Regions from separate parts of the Homo sapiens genome. Here region 2 is linked to region 1. Evidence: read pairs that join two places in POLR2A ChIA-PET (ENCODE). Cell type or tissue: B cell. All regions are shown on one strand. Links, peaks and the distances in the headings refer to the core of each region. The heading gives the core; the rest is flanking DNA.

Region 1 (12,070 bases), core at 2,102-10,101:
ATACTCAATCCTCTAGGCTGTTGTAAAGATGTAAAAGAGAAAAAAGAAAAAGATAATGTACATAAAGCTATATGACACCCTAAAAAATGTCAGTTTAATTAAAACAAGAATGTTACACTAAAGATGTTTCTGCATCTTCTAATTTATTGTAAAAAACTAAGAAAGAATTATGAAGAAATGAGATCTTTGTTCATTCGGCTCCTACCTTTCTGGAATTCTGATTTATATGAAAAGTTTCACTGTTGAAGAAGTCTATATGAGTTTTATATCCCTTTAAGCAGTGCAAATGCCTGTGCCCTTGCAAATACCTGTATGCCTGAGGAGGGGACCAAGTGTCAGCTTATATAATGAGAACTCATCTCACTGGCCAGACATAGTGGCTTATTCCTGTAATCCCAGCACTTTGGAAGGCCAATGTGGGAGGTATTGCTTATAGCCAGGAGTTAGAGACTGGCCTGGGCAACAAAGCAAGACCCCCATGTCTACCAAAAAAATTTTTTTTAATTTAAAAAAAAGAACTCATCTCACTGTATTGTATCTCTTAGAATCTTTTTCAAATTAGGTGAAAAGCCTCATGATTTCTGACTGGTCTCTTTTATCCATATTTGTAAGGTTAAGCAACAGATGTTTTAAATGTAGGACAAAAGATGGCCCCCCTCCTTCTCTTCTATTTTCTCCTCTTCTTCCCTGCTCTATTCTCAGAGCTTGAAATGGACCACATTACCTTTCAGACTGACAATAGACTAACCAACACACTGAAAAACTGAGCTTTCCAGCTTGCTGATTCACACCTTCTTTAAGCAAAGAGATGATTGTTTTTAACTCGTAATGTCTTTATTATTTCCTGACTCCTAACAAGCTTCAGTCAACCGAGATCCTTTTGTATCACACAAGTAAATACTGAAATAGAAAAAACAACAATGTCCAAAAAGAATTTCCATTGGAGATTTTTTTCCCCTCAGGTAGGCTAAAAAAATGAATTATTCTGCTCATATATAATGAAAAGTACTAATGCTGGTTAGCCTCTCATAGCATTAGGGTAACACTTTTTGATGAAATTCAGTAATTTAGTCTTGCAGCTTAATGGCAGGATCAATGAGCAAGGAGTTAAAAGCCTTGGACTCTATTTTCAGTTCTATCTCTGGCTCATTATCATCACTCTGCCCTCACCATCTCCTATTATTACTGGGGATCTCAATTATGTTAGCAATGAAATTCAGAAAAAACACTCTGTTAGCTAACAAATAAGAGGATGCAGCAATGTTATTTCTGCAATTGATGTACCATTATGGTCTCAGACAAGAAATTGGCCAATTTGGTACCCCAGTTTATTTATCTATGAAAGAAATGATAAAGCATTTACTCATCTTCCTCCCTCCTCCCCCACAAAAATGTAGTAATGATCAGGGAATTGGCATCAATGCTATAAAAGATCTTGGATCTCTCTAGAACATCTCTATATAAAGAGGAATGTCCTTTCAATTATTTCTACTGGCACTTTTAGGTACTTAGTACTCTGTGAGTTTGAGCCAGATCAATTCTATTTGGAAAATATTACTATTTATACTGTCATTCTTTGCAGAACATTTGCAGAAATAGAATAGGCTACAGAGAACAGGCTTTAAGAAAACAAAATTATTCCGCAAGATTGTTGGCAATTAAAAATTCTTCTGATTCATATTATTATCCCTAACCAAGAAGCAGCTTATTAATTCAGAGCTGTCTATAGCCATGTTGTCTAGGTAACAAACACCAGCTATCAAATAAGGATACTACTCAGTTGATCCTAGCTATTCCAGGATTTTTGCAAAGTGCTTCAGAAAGGTGTGTTGGTAGTGAGGGATCTTAGAATCCAACAACAGTTGATAGAGAGCTTAAAATCTGTTTAGTTTTGTGTGTGTGTGTTAAACCTAGGAAATGTAAAGGGGTATTCACCAGTCTCATGTAAATACCAGAAGGGTGGAAGATAATAAGTAATATCCTACCAGTAAAAGGATTATTATCCTTACAATATCCATTATAATTTTTGAAGATTGTGATTATTATGTATTTTGTTATACAATCACATGGTCACATTAACGAGTACTACTAAATGCAAAGCTCAAATGGCGAAGGGAAATATTCTCGGATCAAGATGTGAAGCGCTATTAATTCAAAGATGAGTCTGAAACAGAAAGATCAATTTATGGGCCAAAAAGAATAGGCCGGGCGCGGTGGCTCACGCTTGTAATTCCAGCACTTTGGGAGGCCGAGGCGGGCGGATCACGAGGTCAGGAGATCGAGACCCTGGTGAAACCCCGTCTCTACTAAAAATACAAAAAATTGGCCGGGCGTGGTAGCCGGCGCCTGTAGTCCCAGCTACTCGGAGAGGCTGAGGCAGGAGAATGGCGTGAACCCGGGAGGCGGAGCTTGCAGTGAGCCCAGATCGCGCCACTGCACTCCAGCCTGGGCGACAGAGCCTCTGTCTCAAAAAAAAAAAAAAAACAGAGGAATATAAGTTCCAAAAAATCCCAACCAAATGAGACCCAAGATATAGGGTTAGGCTGGTAACTGACAGAGCTCCCTGTAGGCAGATCAGAACTGTAGATGCCTGGCAACTAGTATTGGAAATTAGTCACCAGGAAACTGGAGTTAAAAGGTAGAAAATCCAGTGACTTTGGTTACAACGGGTACCCATAGAAAACCTAGAAACTGGCCTGGCGCAGTGGCTCATGCCTGTAACCCCAGCGCTTTGGGAGGTCAAGGAGGGTGGATCACCTGAGGCCAGGAGTTCATGACCAGCCTGGCCAACATGGTGAAACCCTGTCTCTACTAAAAATACAAAAATTAGCTGGGCATGGTGGCACACATCTGTAATCCAAGCTACTCGGGAGGCTGAGGCAGGAGAATCTCTTGGACCCAAGAGGCGGAGGGTGCAGTGAGACGAGATCATGCCACTGCACTCCAGCCTGGGTGACAGAGCAAGACTCTATCTGAAAACATAAATAAATAAATAACATTAAAAAAAATAAAACCTATAAACTGCTTGAGAACAGATCTTCATTCATTCATTTAATGTTAGTTTGTTTGTTTTTGAGACAGAGTTTCACTCTTGTTGCCCAGACTGGAGCGCAATGGCACCATTTCAGCTCACCACAACCTTTGCCTCCCAGGTTCAAGTGATTCTCCTGCCTCAGCCTCCTGAGTAGCTGGGATTACAGGCATGAGCCACCACACCTGGCTAATTTTGTATTTTTGGTAGAGATGGGATTTCACCATGTTGGTCAGGCTGGTGTCAAACTCCCGACCTCAGGTGATCCTCCCACCTCAGCCTCCCAAAGTGCTGGGATTACAGATGTGAGCCACCATGCCTGGCCTCTTTTTTTTTTTTTTTTTTTGTCTGAAATGGAGCCTCAGTCTGTCGCCCAGGCTGGAGTTCAGTAGCGTGATCTCGGCTCACTGCAACTTCTGCCTCCTGGGTTCAACCGATTCTCCTGTCTCAGCCTCCCAAGTAGCTGGGATTACAGGCACCTGCCACCATACCTAACTAATTTTTTTTGTATTTTTAGAAGAGATGGGGTTTCACCATCTTGGCCAGGCTGGTCTTGAACTCCTGACCTCAGGTGACCCATCTGCCTTGGCCTCCCAAAGTGCTGGGATTGCAGGCGTGAGCCACCGTGCCAGCCCATGCTGTTGAGTTCTCTAGTATTGTCTGAAATATTTCCAATGTCTCAGAGTCTGATGGAAAAATATTTTTTAAGATTTAAAAGTGACAAAAACATCCATGCAAAGTTCTTCTTGGGAAGATATTTTATGAATTGAAAGAAGAAATATTTCTCTTTGAAGCAAATAAATGCAAAGAATATAAAACATAAAGTGATTGAAAATATACATGTACATGCCCTTGAGTATATTATATATTTTGCAATAAACCTTTCATAATGCTCCTGAGACTTAAAGCATTGCGAACAATTGAACAATAGAGCCATGTGTACTTATTGTCTTAATTCACTTTTCACATATATTAATTTGCCTAAGAATCACTTAGAGCCTTTTTTTTTTTTCTTTTTGAGACAGAGTCTTGCTCTGTCACCCATGCTGGAGTGCAGTGGAGCAAACTTGGCTCACTGCAACCTCCACCTCCCAGGTTCAAGCAATTCTCCTGCCTCAGCCCCTCGAGTAGCTGGGATTACAGGCTCCCACCACCACGCCTGGCTAATTTTTTGTATTTTTAGTAGAGACAGGGTTTCCCCATGTTGGCCAGGCTGGTCTCGAACTCCTGACCTCAGGTGATCCACCTGCCTCAGCCTCCCAGAGTGCTAGGATTACAGGTGTGAGCCACTGCGCCTGACCTTTTTTTTTTTTTTTTTTTTTTTTTTTTTTTTTTTTTTTGAGATGGAGTCTCACTCTGTCGGCTAGGCTGGAGTGCAGTGGCACAATCTTGGCTCACTGCAACTTCTGCTTCCCAGGTTCAAGCTATTCTCCCGCCTCAGCCTCCTGAGTAGCTGGGATTATAGGTGCCAGCCATGATGCCTGGCTAATTTTTGTGTTTTCGTAGAGACGGAATTTCACCATGTTGGCCAGGCTAGTCTTGAACTCCTGACCTCAGACGATCCGCCTGCTTCAGCCCCCCGAAGTGCTGGGATTACGGGCGTGAGCTACTGTGCCTGGCCTAGAGCCTCTTAAAGGTTAAAAAAAAGTTTTTCTTTCTCAAATTTATTTTTTCTTCAAAAATGATCAAATTCTTAGAGAACATATAGAAATTGAGAGCTTCTATAGTCTATGGCAAATATTTCTTGAACTTAAAAAAGTGAAAATAGACCAGGCACAGTGGCTCACACCTGTCATCCCAGTGCTTTGGGAGGCCAAGGTGAGGATTGCTTGAGGTCAGGAGTTTGAGACCAGCCTGGGTAACATAGCCAGATCCCATCTCTAACAACAAAAAAATTAGCTGGATGTGGTGGTGTACATTTGTAGTCCTAGCTACTCAGGAGGCTGAGGTGAGAGGATCATTTGAGCCCAGAAGTTTGAGGTTACAGTGAGCTATGATCATGCTACTGCACTCCAGCCTAGGTGTCAGAGCAAGACCCTATTTCAAAAAAGTAAGAGGAAGGAGAAGAAGAAGGAGGAGGAGAAGAGGAAGAAGAGACAATTAAGAAGAAGGAGAGAAAAAGAAAGAAGGAGGAGGAGGAGGAGAAGGAGGAAATTAAATTCCATTGTCACAGCACAAATTACTAACTTTTTGGCCAGGCTCGGTGGCTTACGCCTGTAATCCCAGCACTTTGGGAGGCCGAAGTGAGTGGATCACCTGAGGTCAGGAGTTCGAGACCAGCCATAGCCAATATGGTGAAACCTCATTTCTACTAAAAATACAAAAATTATCTGGTTGTGGTGGCGGGTGCCTGTAATCCCAGCTACTCTGGAGGCTGAGGCAGGAGAATAGCTTGAACCTGGGAGGCAGACGTTGCAGTGACCTGAGACCATGCCACTGGACTCCAGCCTGGGTGATACAGCAAATCCCATCTCAAAAAAAAAAAAAAAAAGGAAAAAAAATTACTAATCTTTCACACTTTTAGATGGGGCTCTACAGGGCTTCATTGCCATTTTCTCTTTAATAACTCAGATAAAAGGTCAGCAGAAATGTTCAATTTGAAGTAGTTTCCTAGAATTCTATGGCAATGATTTAGAGTCTCATCCACAGTTGTTCCTAACAATGTCTTTACTCCTAACAAGTTTCTTTATTATGGGACAAAGTGTTAGCTCTCCTAAAATAACCAGGAAACAGGACAATAAAAACAGAGCTGTTGTTTGTAAATGGGAAGCATAAAGGGTGAGTGGCAACTCACAGAGAGCAGCTTCATGCTCCCTACATCTCTTTTTGAAAATGATTCTGTCAAAGGTATTTCATTATAGTAATGTAATGGTTTCTATTATAATTGGCTCCCATTTCTTTTTTTTGGATTACAGGCGTGAGCCAACATGCCAGGCAATTGGCTCCCATTTCAAAAGAAGCCTATCATGTTGGAAAAGAATGTCAAGAGTATCCAAAAGTTATTCATTTACATGTTCTTGTTTGTAATTTATAAAGTCTTTCAAGATATGATTTCATTTTACCATCTTGCTTTTATAACCTGTACTATAGTTTGAGTATTTTTCCCCTTAAAAACTCCTGTTGAAATTTAATCTTTGGGCCAGGCGTGGTGGCTCACGCCTGTAATCCCAGAACTTTAGGAGGTCAAGGTGGGTGGACCACCTGAGTTCGAGACCAGCCTGGCCAACGTGGTGAAACCCCTGTCTCTACTAAAAATACAAAAAATTAACTGGGCATGGTGGCGGGCGCCTGTAATCCCAGCTAATTGGGAGGCTGAGGCAGGAGAATCACTTGAACCCAGGAGGCAGAGGTTGCAGTGAGCTGAGATCGCACCATTGTACTCCAGCCTGGGCGACAAGAGAGAAACTCTGTCTCAAAAAAAAAAAAAAGGAATTTAATCTTCAATGTGGCAATATTGAGAGGTGGAGCCTTTTAGAGGGGAGTGGGCCATGAAAATTCTGCTCTCATGAATGGATTAATACATTCACATATTGATAAACTAATGAGTTAATGGATTAATGGGTTATCGGGGGATGCAACTGGTAGCTTTGAAGAAGAGGAGAGGAAACCTGAGCTAGCATTCTCAAGCCCTTGCCAATTTATGCTTGCACTGCCTATGGACTCTGTTAGAGAGTCCCCACCAGCAGGAAGGCTCTCACCAGATGTAACCCCTTGACTTTGGACTTCTCAGCCTCTATAACTACAAGAAGTAAATTCCTTTACTTTATAAAATACCCAATTTCAGGTATTCTGTTATAAGCAACAGAAAATGGACAACCTCCCTCTTACAGATAAAATGTCTATCTTCTGCTTTTGATTATTTTTCTTTAAACTAAATATTTATACATTTTCTTTTTTTTTTTTTTTTTTTTTTGAGACAGGGTCTCACTGTGTCACCCAGGCTGGAGTGCAGTGGTGTGATCTGGGCTCACTATAACCTCCACCTTCCGGGTTCAAGCTATTCTCATGCCTCAGCCTCCTAAGTAGCTGGAATTACAGATGCCCACCACCATGCCCAGCTAGTTTCTGTATTTTTAGTACAGATAGGGTTTCACCATGTTGGCCAGGCTGGTCTAAATTCCTGACCTCAAATGATCTGCCCCCCTCGACCTCCCAAAGTGCTGGAATTAAAGGTGTGAGCCACCACACCCAGCAATTTATACAATTTCTAGATGTCTGTTATTACTTCATTTCCTGTTGCTGAGCCTTGCTTTGTTATCTTAATAAAGCATAAATAATACCTCCAGTGGAACTGGGTTTACTCCTGTGACTGATCAACCCCACCCTCCTAATTAGAGATTTATTAGTCATTCAGAGAGTAGTACAGTCAGCATCAAAATATTGTGCCACAGGCATATATATAAACACTTTTTAAAATAAATCACTTTAGGAGGCCAAGGCGGGCGGATCATGAGGTTAGGAGTTCGAGACTAGCCTGGCCAACATGGTGAAACCCCATCTCTACTAAAAATACAAAAAATTAGCCAGGCATGGTGGCACACACCTGTAGTCCCAGCTACTCTGGAGGCAGAGGCAGAAGAATGGCTTGAACCTGGGAGGCGGAGGTTGCAGTGAGCCGAGATTGTGCCACTGTACTGTAGCCTGCGTGACACAGTGACACTCTGTCTCAAAAAAAAAAAATCTGAAAAAATAGCCAAGAAATTTACCAATCACGATGTCTACTCTTCATCTATATGAGATTAATACACTTAATATTTAGTAAGAAAGTCCTCATAGTTACAAAAGTACTATTTTCTATGTTTTCACCAGCTCACAAAAGTCTTCCTCCTCCTCTCCTACCCAACCAGTAACCTTCAAATGTTCAAATTATGCAAGGAAAATTTAGAATGAGGGGATTCTCAGGAGAAAGATTTATTGTTTTTCAGAAAACATTTAAGAGCTTTTAAGAGCTATCTGCAACAACAGGGATGGTTAAGTAATCTATAGTGAATATACCCAATGGAATACTATATAGTTTTTGTTTTATATTTTTTCTAGAATACTATATCGTTTTTTAAAATAATGACATAGGGTGGGTGTGGTGGCTCATACCTGTAATCCCAGCACTTTGGGAGGCCAAGGCGGGTGGATCACCTGAGGTCAGGAGTTTGAGACCAGCCTGGCCAATATGGTGAAACCCCGTCTCCCTACAAAAAATACAAAAATTAGCTGGGCGTGGTGGCACTCACATGTAATCTCAGCTACTTGGGAGGCTGAGGCCAGGGAATCACTTGAACCCAGGAGGCGGAGGTTGCAGTAAGCTCAGATTGCACCACTGCACTCTAGCCTGGGCGACAGAACAAGACTCCGTCTCAAAAAAAAAAAAAAAAAAAAAAAAAAGACATAAATCTATCTTCATTAATGTGAAAAGATATTTATGATACATAAACTGATAAAAGGAGGTTATAAAAACATGTTTTGTTGAACATAAGAAAAAAAAAGGCCAGGTGCAGTGGCTTACGTCTATAATCCCAGCACTTTGGGAGGCCGAGGCAGGTGGATCACAAGGTCAGGAGCTCAAGAATAGCCTGGCTAACATGGTGAAACCCCATCTCTACTCAAAACACAAAAATGAGCCAGGTATGGTGGCGTGTGCCTGTAATCCCAGCTGTTCGGGTGGCTGAGGGAGGAGAATGGCTTGAACAAGGGAGGTGGAGGTTGCGGTGAGCCGAGATCGTGCCACTGCACTCCAGCCTGGGTGATAGAGCGAGACTCCGTCTCAAAAAATAATAATAAAATAAAAATATAAAATAAAATAAGAAAAGAAAGATAGTGTCTTGGTGTTGAACTCAAAATAACTTTAATTTTCTTCATTTTAAAAAATTTTGATATTTTAACAATTAGCATTTTTTATTTTCATAGACAAAACAAAAAATATATTCCTACTTTTAAAAAGGAATAAATATGAGTTGTTTGGTGATGAGAAAACAGTCTCTCTCTCTCTTTCTCTCCCTCCTTCCCTCTCTACCTTTCAATTCTTCTTGCTTCTGATTGGCTTGCTACTACATACAGGTTCTAACCCTAAGGTGGGAAAGATGGCTGCCCCCAGCTCCAGACTCCAAAGTATACCCACAATTAACTCCAGCAGATAGAGATGATCTTCTTTATTAGCTGTAGCAGAAAAGTCACAGGGCAGCTTGACTTGCATCAGGAACCAACAATGTGGTGGGAAGTGAGTGGGGGTAGCTAAGGAATGTAATTTTCTGATGGGATAAGTCTTGGTCACAAGATATCTCCTATAGCCAGGGAGGAGAGGGAGTGAGTCCACACTGAGTTCATTCCCAGTAGGACAGACTAGTTTTGTCATCTTGAAGGAAAGAGGAAGGGTTGCTGAAAAGACTGAAATAATAGATATATATTACAATATTTATTCTAGACTCATATTAATAATAAATTTTAAAAGGAATTTCACACTGGGTTTTTCAGTGTTTGGGAAGTGGAAGGCACTATTCAATATCAAAACCCAATACTTATTCATTCAATAAATATTCATCGATTATCTATTATGTGCCCAGTAGCCTATACACTACTGGGATGGGAAGTAAACAAAAAGCAAACAAGCAAAATATCCCTACTCTCATGGATCATACATGTTCAGACATCAGCAACAACTCTGAAAAATGAGTCTGGAATTGTCCTCTTGCTGGAAATTTTATTGCAGTGGTTGAGATGAAAGAAAATGCACTTTGGCTTTTATGTAATTATTTTTTCACTTGTCTGTGAACACCATAATAAGATCCTATTCTTGAAAGAAACTAAGCTAAGTCATGAGATTTACAGGCAAGTGAGAGGAGTACTGGCTTTTATGCCTTGATATTAATGGAAAATTGCATTATCTAGACACACTCCAAGGTGTTCAGCAGCATCCTTGAGCTTTAAACTTTGTTACTTAACCTGCCCTTACAGTGACACTAGGCAAACCAATCTTGGGTTGCATATTTAATTTCTTTTTTTTTTTTTTTTTTTTGAGACGGAGTCTCACTCTTTCGCCCAGGCTGGACTGCAGTGGCGCTATCTCGGCCCACTGCCAGCTCCGCCTCCCGGGTTCACGCCATTCTCCTGCCTCAGCCTCCCGAGTAGCTGGGACTACAGGCGCCCGCCACCATGCCCGGCTAATTTTTTGTATTTTTAGTAGGGACGGGATTTCACCATGTTAGCCAGGATGGTCTCGATCTCCTGACCTCGTGATCTGCCCACCTCAGCCTCCCAAAGTGCTGGGATTACAGGCGTGAGCCACGCGCCTGGCCTGCATATTTAATTTCAGGCAAAAATTCTTTTTACAGTTGACTCAGCAAAGAACAAATTTCTTTTTACAAGCCAGTAGGTTAAGGTACATGGATCAGAACAAGATACTCATTTTGTTTCTTGTTAGTGTTTATTCTTGACATAGCAAACACCTAACACTGAATTCAAAAAGCTTTGGAAGGAGAATCTAAAGCAAGTTTTAGCTAACGTATTTTTATGCTTTTTTAAAAAAACTGTTAAGAACGGCCAGGTACAGTGGCACATGCCTGTAATCCCAGCACTTTGGGAGGCCGAGGCAGGTGGATCAGACCATCTTGGCCAACATGGTGAAACCCTGTCTCTACTAAAGTACAAATAATTAGCCAGGCGTGGTGGCATGTGCCTGTAATCCCAGCTACTTGGGAGGCTGAGGGTGGGGAATAGCTTGAACCAGGGAGGTGGAGGTTGCAGTGAGCTGAGATCGTACCACTGCACTACAGCCTGGCGACAGAGCAAGAATTCCGTCTCAAAAAAAAAAAAAAAAAACAACCTGTTAAGAACATAGCAATTGTAATTCCCTACCATAGTGAATCTCAACTTCAGCTACACATAAGAATCATCTTTTAAAAACTACTGGAATGGGGGTGGGGCCAGGCGCAGTGGCTCACCCCTGTAATCCCAACACTTTGGGAGGGGGAGGTGGGTGGATCACCTGAGGTCAGGAGTTCAAGACCAGCCTGGCCAAAATGGAGAAACCCCCGACTCTACTAAAAATACAAAAAATTAGCTGGATGTGGTGGTGTATGCCTGTAATCTCAGCTACTCTGGAGACTGAGACAGGGGAATCACTTGAACCCGGGAGGCGGAGGCTGCAGTGAGCCAAGATCGCACCACTGCACTCCATCCTGGGCAACAGAGCGATACTCTGTCTCAAAACAAACAAACAAACAAATAAATAGACTACTGGGATGGGGTTGAAGGGTAGGGATTAGACATTGATATCCTTTAAAAAGAGCAGTGTAGGCCAGGTGCGGTGACTCACGCCTGTAATCCCAGCACTTCGGAAAGCCAAGGTGGGTGGAGGTTAGGAGTTCAAGACCAGCCTGACCAACACGGTGACCCCATCTCTACTAAAAATACAAAAAATTAGACGGGGGTGATGGTGCACGCCTGTAATCCCAACTACTCAGGAACCTGAGGCAGAAGAATCGCTTGAACCTGGGAGGTGGAGGTTGCAGTGAGCCAAGATCGTGCCATTACGCTCCAGCCGGGGCGACAGAGTGAGACTCCGTCTCAGAAAAAAAAAAAAGAAAAGAAAAAGAAAGAGCAGTGTAGGTGATTTTAATTTGCAGCTATGGTTGAGAACTGCCTAAAGAATAAGACAGACCCAATAGAGGAGAGAAAATGGTGGACATTTTGAGTCTAGACACACCTTGGTTTCTTTCAAGAATAGGCTCTTACTATGGTGTTCACAGACAAGTGGAAAAATAATTACATGAAGGCCAAAGTGCATTTTCTTTTATCTCCACTACTGCAATAAAATTTCTAGACAGAGAACAATTCCAGGCTCACTTTTTAGAGTTGTTTCTGATGTCTGAATATGTATGAGCCATGAGGATAGGGATATTTTGCTTGTTTGCTTTTTTTTTTTTTTTTGAGGCAGAGTCTTGCCCTATTGCCCATACTGGAGTGCAGTCGCACAATCTCAGCTCACTGCAACCTCTGCCCCCCTGGTTCAAGTGATTCTTGTGCCTCAGCCTCCCTAGTAGCTGGGAC
Region 2 (8,000 bases), core at 1-8,000, 560 kb after region 1:
GAGGTGAAACCATTGTTAACATGGAACTGCAAAACAAGAAATTGACTGATTTTTGGCAGAAGCCAACATCCATTCTGGGAAGATGCACCTTCCCTGGTCTGTAAAATACCTTTGCTCTCTTTTGAATTCATGTTCACAGGTTATTCCTCTTTGCAGTGGGACTGGAATACTTCCATGTGTTGTCCTGGGTCAGGCAGGGAATGATGCAGGGTTTTTGAAAGGGCCCAGCCAGCACAATAGCAAGAAATAGAAAAAAAATTAAGAGGTTAGCATTACCTTTCTTAAAATCATTTCTGGTTCTTATCAGAATGAAAATAAATATTTGGTAATGTTTATTGAATACCTACTAAATATAAAACACTAAGCTACATGCTTGCTTGGTGCATTTGAGGGAGGGGGAATAAATATTCAATTGTCTTTGGTTCCTGTGATGTCATTCTTATGAACTCTTTGAACGGGATGTCTGTTCTTACTGTAGAAAATACTTATCTTTTTTATGTGTTCATTTCTAGGACTGTTCATATTATTTTGGATGTAGTTCACTGATGAAATGAGTGGGTCACTTTGGGTCCATTGTATGTTGGGGTTTTTTTTTTTTTTTTTTTTTTTGGAGGCAGAGTCTAGCTCTGTTGCCCAGGCTGGGGTGCAGTGGAGGATCTCGGCTCACTGCAGCCTCCACCACTTGGGTTCAAGTGATTCTCGTGCTTCAGCCTCCTGAGTAGTTGGGATTACAGGCGTGTGCCACCATGCCTGGCAAATTTTTGTATTTTTAGTAGAGATGGGGTTTCATGTTGGCCTGGCTGGTCTTGAACTACTGACCTCAAGTGATCCACCCACCTGGGCCTCCCAAAGTGATGTGCTTACAGGTGTGAGCCACTGCACCCGGCCGTTGTTTTTTTAAATTGTGGTAAAATATACATAAGATTGGCTATTTTAACCATTTTTAAGTGTACAATTCAGTGGCATTAAGTACATTCATGTTGTTACGCGACCATCATCACTATCCATCTCCAGAACTTTTTCATCATTCCAAATTAAAACTCATTTTAATGAACAACTCCCCATTTCCCCTTCTCCTTGGTAACCACCACTCCAGTTTCTGTCTCTATGAATTTGACTACTCTAGGTACCTCATGTAAGTGGAATTGTACATTTGTCCTTTTGTGTCCAGTTTATTTCACTCAGCATAATGTTTTCAAGGTTCACCTATGTTGTAGCATATGTCAGAATTTCATTCCTTATTAAGGCTGAATATTATTCCATTGTACATATATTCTGCATTGTGTGTTTTTAGCTACAGTATAAACAAACCAGTAGCAGAATATAAATCTGGACCCAGAGATGGTGACAGGGCACTGTCCTCTTTGAAGCAGCCCTTTGTTAGAGACCAGACCAAATAAAACCGTTTTAGTTTCGGGGGCTTTGTATCAACAATGGCTAAGTGTTATTCCAAATGTTAGAGGACACTGGTGGAAAGAGGTAAAAGAAACAAGAGTGAAGCTCACTATGCTATGAAGCTGTGATGTCTTCTTAAAAAATGATGCTTGGCCTGGCGTGGTGGCTCACGCCTGTAATCCCAGCACTTTGGGAGGCCGAGGCGGGAGGATCACGAGGTCAGGAGATCGAGACCATCCTGGCTAACACAGTGAAACCCCGTCTCTACTAAAAATACAAAAAAATTAGCCGGGCGTGGTGGCAGGCACCTGTAGTCCCAGCTACTCGGGAGGCTGAGGCAGGAGAATGGCATGAACCCGGGAGGTGGAGCTTGCAGTGAGCCAAGATCGCACCATTGCACTCCAGCCTGGGCTACAGTGAGAGACTCCGTTTCCAAAAAAAAAAGATGCTGTCTTCCCCATATCCGAGGGATGAAACAATTTTAGAATTAATACTCAAATGTGAACATTATTATTACAAATTAAAAGCGAGAAAATGGTATAATCAGAAATTCAATTCAGAGTTTATTCTCTCAGTTGTAGGTTAAAACTTTGAATTTTTTTTTTTGAGATAGGGTCTTGCTCTGTCACCCAAGGCTGGAGTGTAGTGGCATCATCTTGGCTTACTGCAGCCTCAGTCTCCCAGGCTTAAGTGATCCTCCCACTTCAGCCTCCTGAGTAGATGGGACTACAGGCGTGTGCTGCCACACCCAACTAATTTTTGTATTTTTTTGTAGAGATGTCTTGCCATGTTGCCCAGGCTGGTCTTGAACTCCTGGGCTCAAATGATCCACCCACCTTGGCCCCGCAAAGTGCTGGGATTACAGGCATGAGCCACCACGCCTGGCCTGATACCAATTTCTTAAATTGTAGTGGCCTTATGACTGTGACATGCACGGAGATGATAACCCTCTCTCTCTTCCAAAGCATTTTGCTTATTTGACATCTAGCCCACACCTTTGCAGAGGGGAAGGAGGGCCATCTGAATTAGATTATAGAAAAGTGTGTGTTAGAGTCTATAAAGTTACAGTGGTGCTACTCAAGGCATGTTTCCTTTGGTTCTGACAGAGGATGCAGTATTTCATGTCTTCCCGTCTAATGAGGTAACTTAGTTGAAAATAACTTAGTTGATAACATGTGGCAGCCTCTCTCCCCTCTTCCAGGGAGCCAATCCAAGGCCAGCCATTATTTGGATAGCTGTTATTTATATGCATGTGTACTCTTTGCATTGTCTGATGTTGCCTAGAGACATCTGATTTGCTTTTTTTGAGACGGAGTCTCGCTGTATCACCCAGACTGGAGTGCAATGGCGTGATCTCAGCTCACTGCAACCTCCGCCTCCCGGGTTCAAGCGATTCTCCTGCCTCAGCCTCCTGAGTAGCTGGGATTACAGGCACGTGCCACCACGCCCAGCTGATTTTTGTATTTTTAGTAGAGACGGGGTTTCACCATGTTGGTTAGGCTGGTCTCGAACTCCTGACCTCATGATCCACCCACCTCGGCCTCCCAAAGTGCTAGGATTACAGGCATGGGCCACTGCGCCCGGCCTGATTTGCTCTTTAACTTCTGGATGCTGCCTTGTTGGTGGAGAAGTTGGAGTGGAGATGGCCTGAGGCTGGTGACTGGTTTCCTCCATGCTGCTCCTGAATCTGTTGCCTTGGCACAATAGTCAGCCACTTTGTGCCCAGCCTCCCAAAAGCCGGGGGCCAGGAAGAAATGTCCCTGTTGCTGTCCCCTGTGTACTCCCCTCTAAGGATTCATTTCTGCTGACTTGCTCTTCCTTTCTACTGTGTAATACGGAGACCAAACATTTATCTTCTGTTGCATTTGTTTGAGGGACCATTATGAATAATACCTGAGGGAAGATGACCACACCAGAAATAAGAGCATTAAGAAGAGGTATTTTTCTAAGGGAGAGAATTTATCTGCAGAAACATCATCTAGATTAGTTCTGAAAGGGCACCTGCCCTTAGGGTTGCTAGTCACAGGCTTGAAGAGTCTCTGCTAGCCATCAGCCCCAGGGGCAGTTTTGTCAGGTAAAGCAGTAATACCCATGCCCTGTGGCAAGGCTTCTTTGGGAAGAAATAATGCAGCAAATTGAACTTTCACCTCTCATCTCTGAGGCTAATTCTGTGACGTAATGTGGAAACGGGCGGAGTGTGCCTAGCCTGTGCCGAGATTAGGCGGAGATTAGGTGTGGGTTCTCCAGCCGGGTCAGCGTAGCCTCTTTTCTCCTCTACCTCCTACCCCTACTCATATTATTTTCTTACTATTTTTCAAAATTGAAAGACTGCAGAGAGGGGAAATCCCTTGGCATTTTGAATTTTGAGGTGCTCAGCAGAACTGCCTGGCATCCTGTTTGTATATAGCGGTTTTAATTCATCCTCTAATAGGTCATTTGGCCTTACCAGCAGTCTTAAACTTGATAATCCTTACATCAGCAGTGAGCCTCAGGCCAAATTCCCAAAGTGCATCCCTGAGTGATTATTTGAAGGAAGTTTTCAAGCCTTCCCTCCCTGGCTCTGTTTGTCTGCCTTCTGCCAGCACATCCTTAGGTCAGGCTAATGCTCATTTGAGCATTCCTCTTGCTCACTGCAGCAAGACAGGCAGGTGATTTGAGAGCAGGATGAGTGAGGGGAAGTTGCTGTTCCCATTCTGTGCAAGGAATGCCATCTCAGTCAGTGGAGAGGGGACTTGGGCTCTGGGGACACACAAGCCTTTTGGTACTATTTTAATGGAGACAAAAACAGGAGTGGCCTGCTGATGGGTTGAAAAATCACAGCTGTTCTACTGACTTAACAGCCTTTTTGCTGCTCTCCTAATAGAGGCCACGATGTTGATAAGAATTGCTCCTCCCACAGACTGCCCTTGACCTTTCTCCTTGGATCTGAGGTGCCCCAGGCCTTCTGGAAGGGCATTATGTCCTCTCTTTTATTGGCTATTATTAGCTACTATAATATTATTGGCTCTCACACCACTGATCACTGCAGTCTGATGTTTCAGATTAAAAGTGGCATCTTGGGCAGAGTTAAGCTGTGTTTGGAGATGACTCTAGGATAGTCACTACCTGCCACCCTCATTGTCTTTTATTCTGAAGTAGATGTTCCTATTTTGGTCTTTAAAAATATTACAGCCCTATGAGACCAGATAATGACTGTAGAGCCTGTAAGCTGTCAGAGTACCTGATAAACCTTCTTCCTTTTTTCTTTTAAGGATACTCTGCATTTTGGTTCCTGCAGTGATGCATTAGAGATTATAGTCAGTGAGTGACAATAATAATCAGAGCTCAAAATTTCATCTTATAATTTATCTTTAACTGCAGAACATCTTTGTAAAGGATCATCCCTGTTTAAAGATGGAGAAATTGGGGGAGGGAGTGGGTCTGTAGTCATTGATAATGTCGACCAGCAATAATGGAAAGGATCAGAACTCAGTTTTTAAAAGTTTATTCAAGTGAAAAGCTGGGAATGGCCATTTGGGAAACAGGGACTTCACAGAAATGAGGTCAGTGCTTAAAGTTAAAAGTTAAGGTCCTGCTTATATAGGCAGAAAACAAATTTAGTAGGATTATAACATTTTCTATACAAGGTTGGTTTATGAGCTATAATTTAGTTAATTACAGTTTGTTTTCTTTTCTGTACAGCTTGTTTTCACTTCCTTTCCAACTTAGGAGTGTAGGACCTGGCATGGTGGCTCACGCCTGTAATCTCAGCAGTTTGGGAGGTGGAGGTAGGAGGATCACTTGAGCCCAGGAGTTTGAGACCAGCCTGGGCAACATGGAAAAACCCTGTCTCTATAAAAAATGCAAAAATTAGCCAGGCATGGTGGCATGCACCTGTAGTCTCAGCTACTCAGGAGACTGAGGAGGGAGGATCTCTTGCGCCTGGGAGGTGGAGGCTGCAGTGAGCTGTGATCACGCCACTGCACTCCAGCCTGGCTGACAGAGTAAGACCTTGTTTCAAAAAAAAAAAAAAAAAAGAAAAAGAAAAAGAAAAAGAAAGTATTTAACATACCATCCTAGATGATGTGATAGTCTTTTAAGTCTTTGTATGAGAAATGTAAGAGGGAAGTTTAATCAAAATGAAGATCAACAGTTAAAAGGGAAGGGATCTTCTCTGGCACTGTTTATTCATTTACAACCATTTACAAAACAGTGTAGGTGAGGAAAAAGGCTAATCTATAATCAGAAAAACAACAGTTACAGCTGCCCAGGTTACAGATACAAGTTTAAGTGACTCACATAATCACATTCCCTTAAGCCTTACAATATGTTAAGATTCCAACAGCTTAGATTTTGAATTACTTATTTTCACAATAGGAAAGCATTAAAAACGTCTAGTCTGCCCAAGAAACTTTTTGTGCCCTTTCTTCAGTAGAAAAGAAATATCAATTTTTTTGTACCTAGGTGAAGGTATGTGTGTCTGTGTGTAGAGGAGCATGACTTACCTTAGGGTAAACAGACTCAATTACATTCTTCTGTGATGATGTTTAGAAAGAATCCACTTGGGCACAGCCCATGTGAGTATTTTTAAAGTAGATGGAAGGTTTTTTTTGACCCCGGATGTGGTGGATCTCCATTTCCTTCTTGCCTCTTCCTACCTCCCACATTTGGTCTCCTCAGAAGTAATCTCACAGGTGGCCCAGAAGACAAATGCACGGTATTTGGCAGAAACTCAGAATTTTTTTTTTTTAGGTTTGAGGAATTTTAATAAACATAACTTTGAAACAAAATTTATTTTTTTGGGGGGGGGGTAACTTATTTGTGAACTTAATTCTTTTTGATGACTTAACTCCCAATAAAGTGATCTTAATTCTGAGTGAGATTAGTAACATGACATACGAAGAACCTTGATTTTTTTTTTTTCAAAATCGATTATATTTTTAGTCTGGTATTTGTATCTTTCTGTTTGCTCCCTGAAGTCATACTAGTCCTGTACCTACATGCCTCTTTTATGAGGAATGCATCTGAAATATACCATTATTTGTTTTGATGTTTTGCAATTGGGATCTTCCAAGGGCTGTGATGATAGCTTTTCACATCATTTGCTCCTCATTCTTTGCTATCTGGTTGTATATGCACAGCCTAAGGATGGACCTGCTTCCCCACTTGGCATTCTTTGGTACATATTTGTTATTGGAATTGAGAGGCCCATACACACTGCCTTGTGGACGTGGCCTTCCACTGGCCTGTATCCTAGGCCTCATCCCAGGAACTCTTAAATTTCTCTGACAGTATTAGTGGTCCTAGCTTGTCCCTGTTTCTTATATAAATGGGGATAATAATGCTCAGCTCTGGTTTATATCATAGCAATTTTTTTGGAGTTAATGAGCTGGGCTTTGTAAGACACTTTTAGATCCTTAGATGAAAGGTGTTATTTAACCACAGCAAGGCTTCATACTGGGAGTGCCTTCCCAAAGAGCTCAAAGTACTTGTCAGCCTGTCTTCTGTTCATACCATCCCTCATAGGGAGGTAGGTGGTTAAGTGTTATTATTAAGTACAAAATAGTGTTACTACTTTTATCTATAAACGGGATAATTGTGAGAAATAGAAGTTGGTAAACAGGCTGTGGAAGAAAAACACTGGGAAAACCTCAAAGTAGCATGCATTTGCTATTCCTATTCACTCTGCTTTGAGTTTCAAAAGTCTGATTGCCATACATGAGAACAATAGCATCCTTTCTTAGAGAGAAATATGACCTAGAACATCCTTCTAAATACTTGAATTAATTGAACCCCCTGTACTTACTTTCAGTTGCATCAGATTATATTCTAAAGGTTGGTTTATCTCATGTGTGTCAAGAATGATTATAAATAGCGTAAGACTTGAATATTTTGAATTTTCATTTTTAACTTCAAAACTGAATTTCTTCTTATTCAAGTAGTATTGAGACAGCAAATAGTTCACCGAGGCCACCAGCACAAGAAGTAGATTTTCTTAAAAGAGGGATCTTGGAAGAGAGTAACCACAGCTTTGTCTAAGATTGAAGAAAAGAGCGAGCCTCATTTGGGAAAGCCAAGTGAGCAGGGATCCCCAGCAGATTGTCACTGTGCTGTTGCGGACTGGCCATTTATTCGGTTCTATAGCCCGAGGTCACAGATATAAGAAAAGGCCCCTCTCCACCCTCCTCCCCACCTCTGTTTGAGATTGCCAGTTTCATTTTGGCAGCCTTGTTGCATTTGGAGTTATTTCTGGTCTTTGATGGCTGTGTCACAGGGCAATGGGGAAGGAGTAGAAGCTTTGAAACGAATGCAAGGAAAAATAACCACAGTGAGCCCTTAAATCTTGCTATTTGTTTTCTTTCAGTGTATACCACAACATTACCAGAAATCAATAATTCCCTTTGTGTTCTCCCTAGGAAAGAAACATGTACAAACTGAAAATGGTAGGCTTCACAGATCATGTGAGCAGGGGACAGCAGGATGGTTGGATTTTATCTTGCCATTGTTTGTCAGGGAAAACCTTGATTTTGACCAAAAACCTTTCATCAAAGGTCTACATTTCTCTCTTTACTTGGTGATAGGAAAAGTTTGTTTAATTTTCTAAAGATATTATTGATGCAGGATTT

Evidence for each region. Peaks named below come from ENCODE experiments on the same cell type or tissue, not always from the same donor. Only the 100,000 strongest peaks of a DNase experiment are listed, where the experiment ranks them.
Region 2: POLR2A ChIA-PET joins it to region 1 with 8 read pairs; 2 of 35 experiments call an interaction of 5 or more read pairs at or near these places.

Annotation. Positions count from the first base shown.
Region 1 is chr10:72,661,372-72,673,441 of GRCh38, reverse strand. No RefSeq gene overlaps it. Among named protein-coding and RNA genes, the nearest start is that of MCU, 25 kb to the left of the region's middle. In B cell, for the core only: no CTCF peak of the experiment used is centred there; no DNase peak of the experiment used is centred there.
Region 2 is chr10:72,105,488-72,113,487 of GRCh38, reverse strand. The region is part of intron 9 of ASCC1 (activating signal cointegrator 1 complex subunit 1); the gene reads left to right. Among named protein-coding and RNA genes, the nearest start is that of SPOCK2, 21 kb to the right of the region's middle. In B cell, for the core only: no CTCF peak of the experiment used is centred there; no DNase peak of the experiment used is centred there; H3K27ac peaks cover 2,928 bases.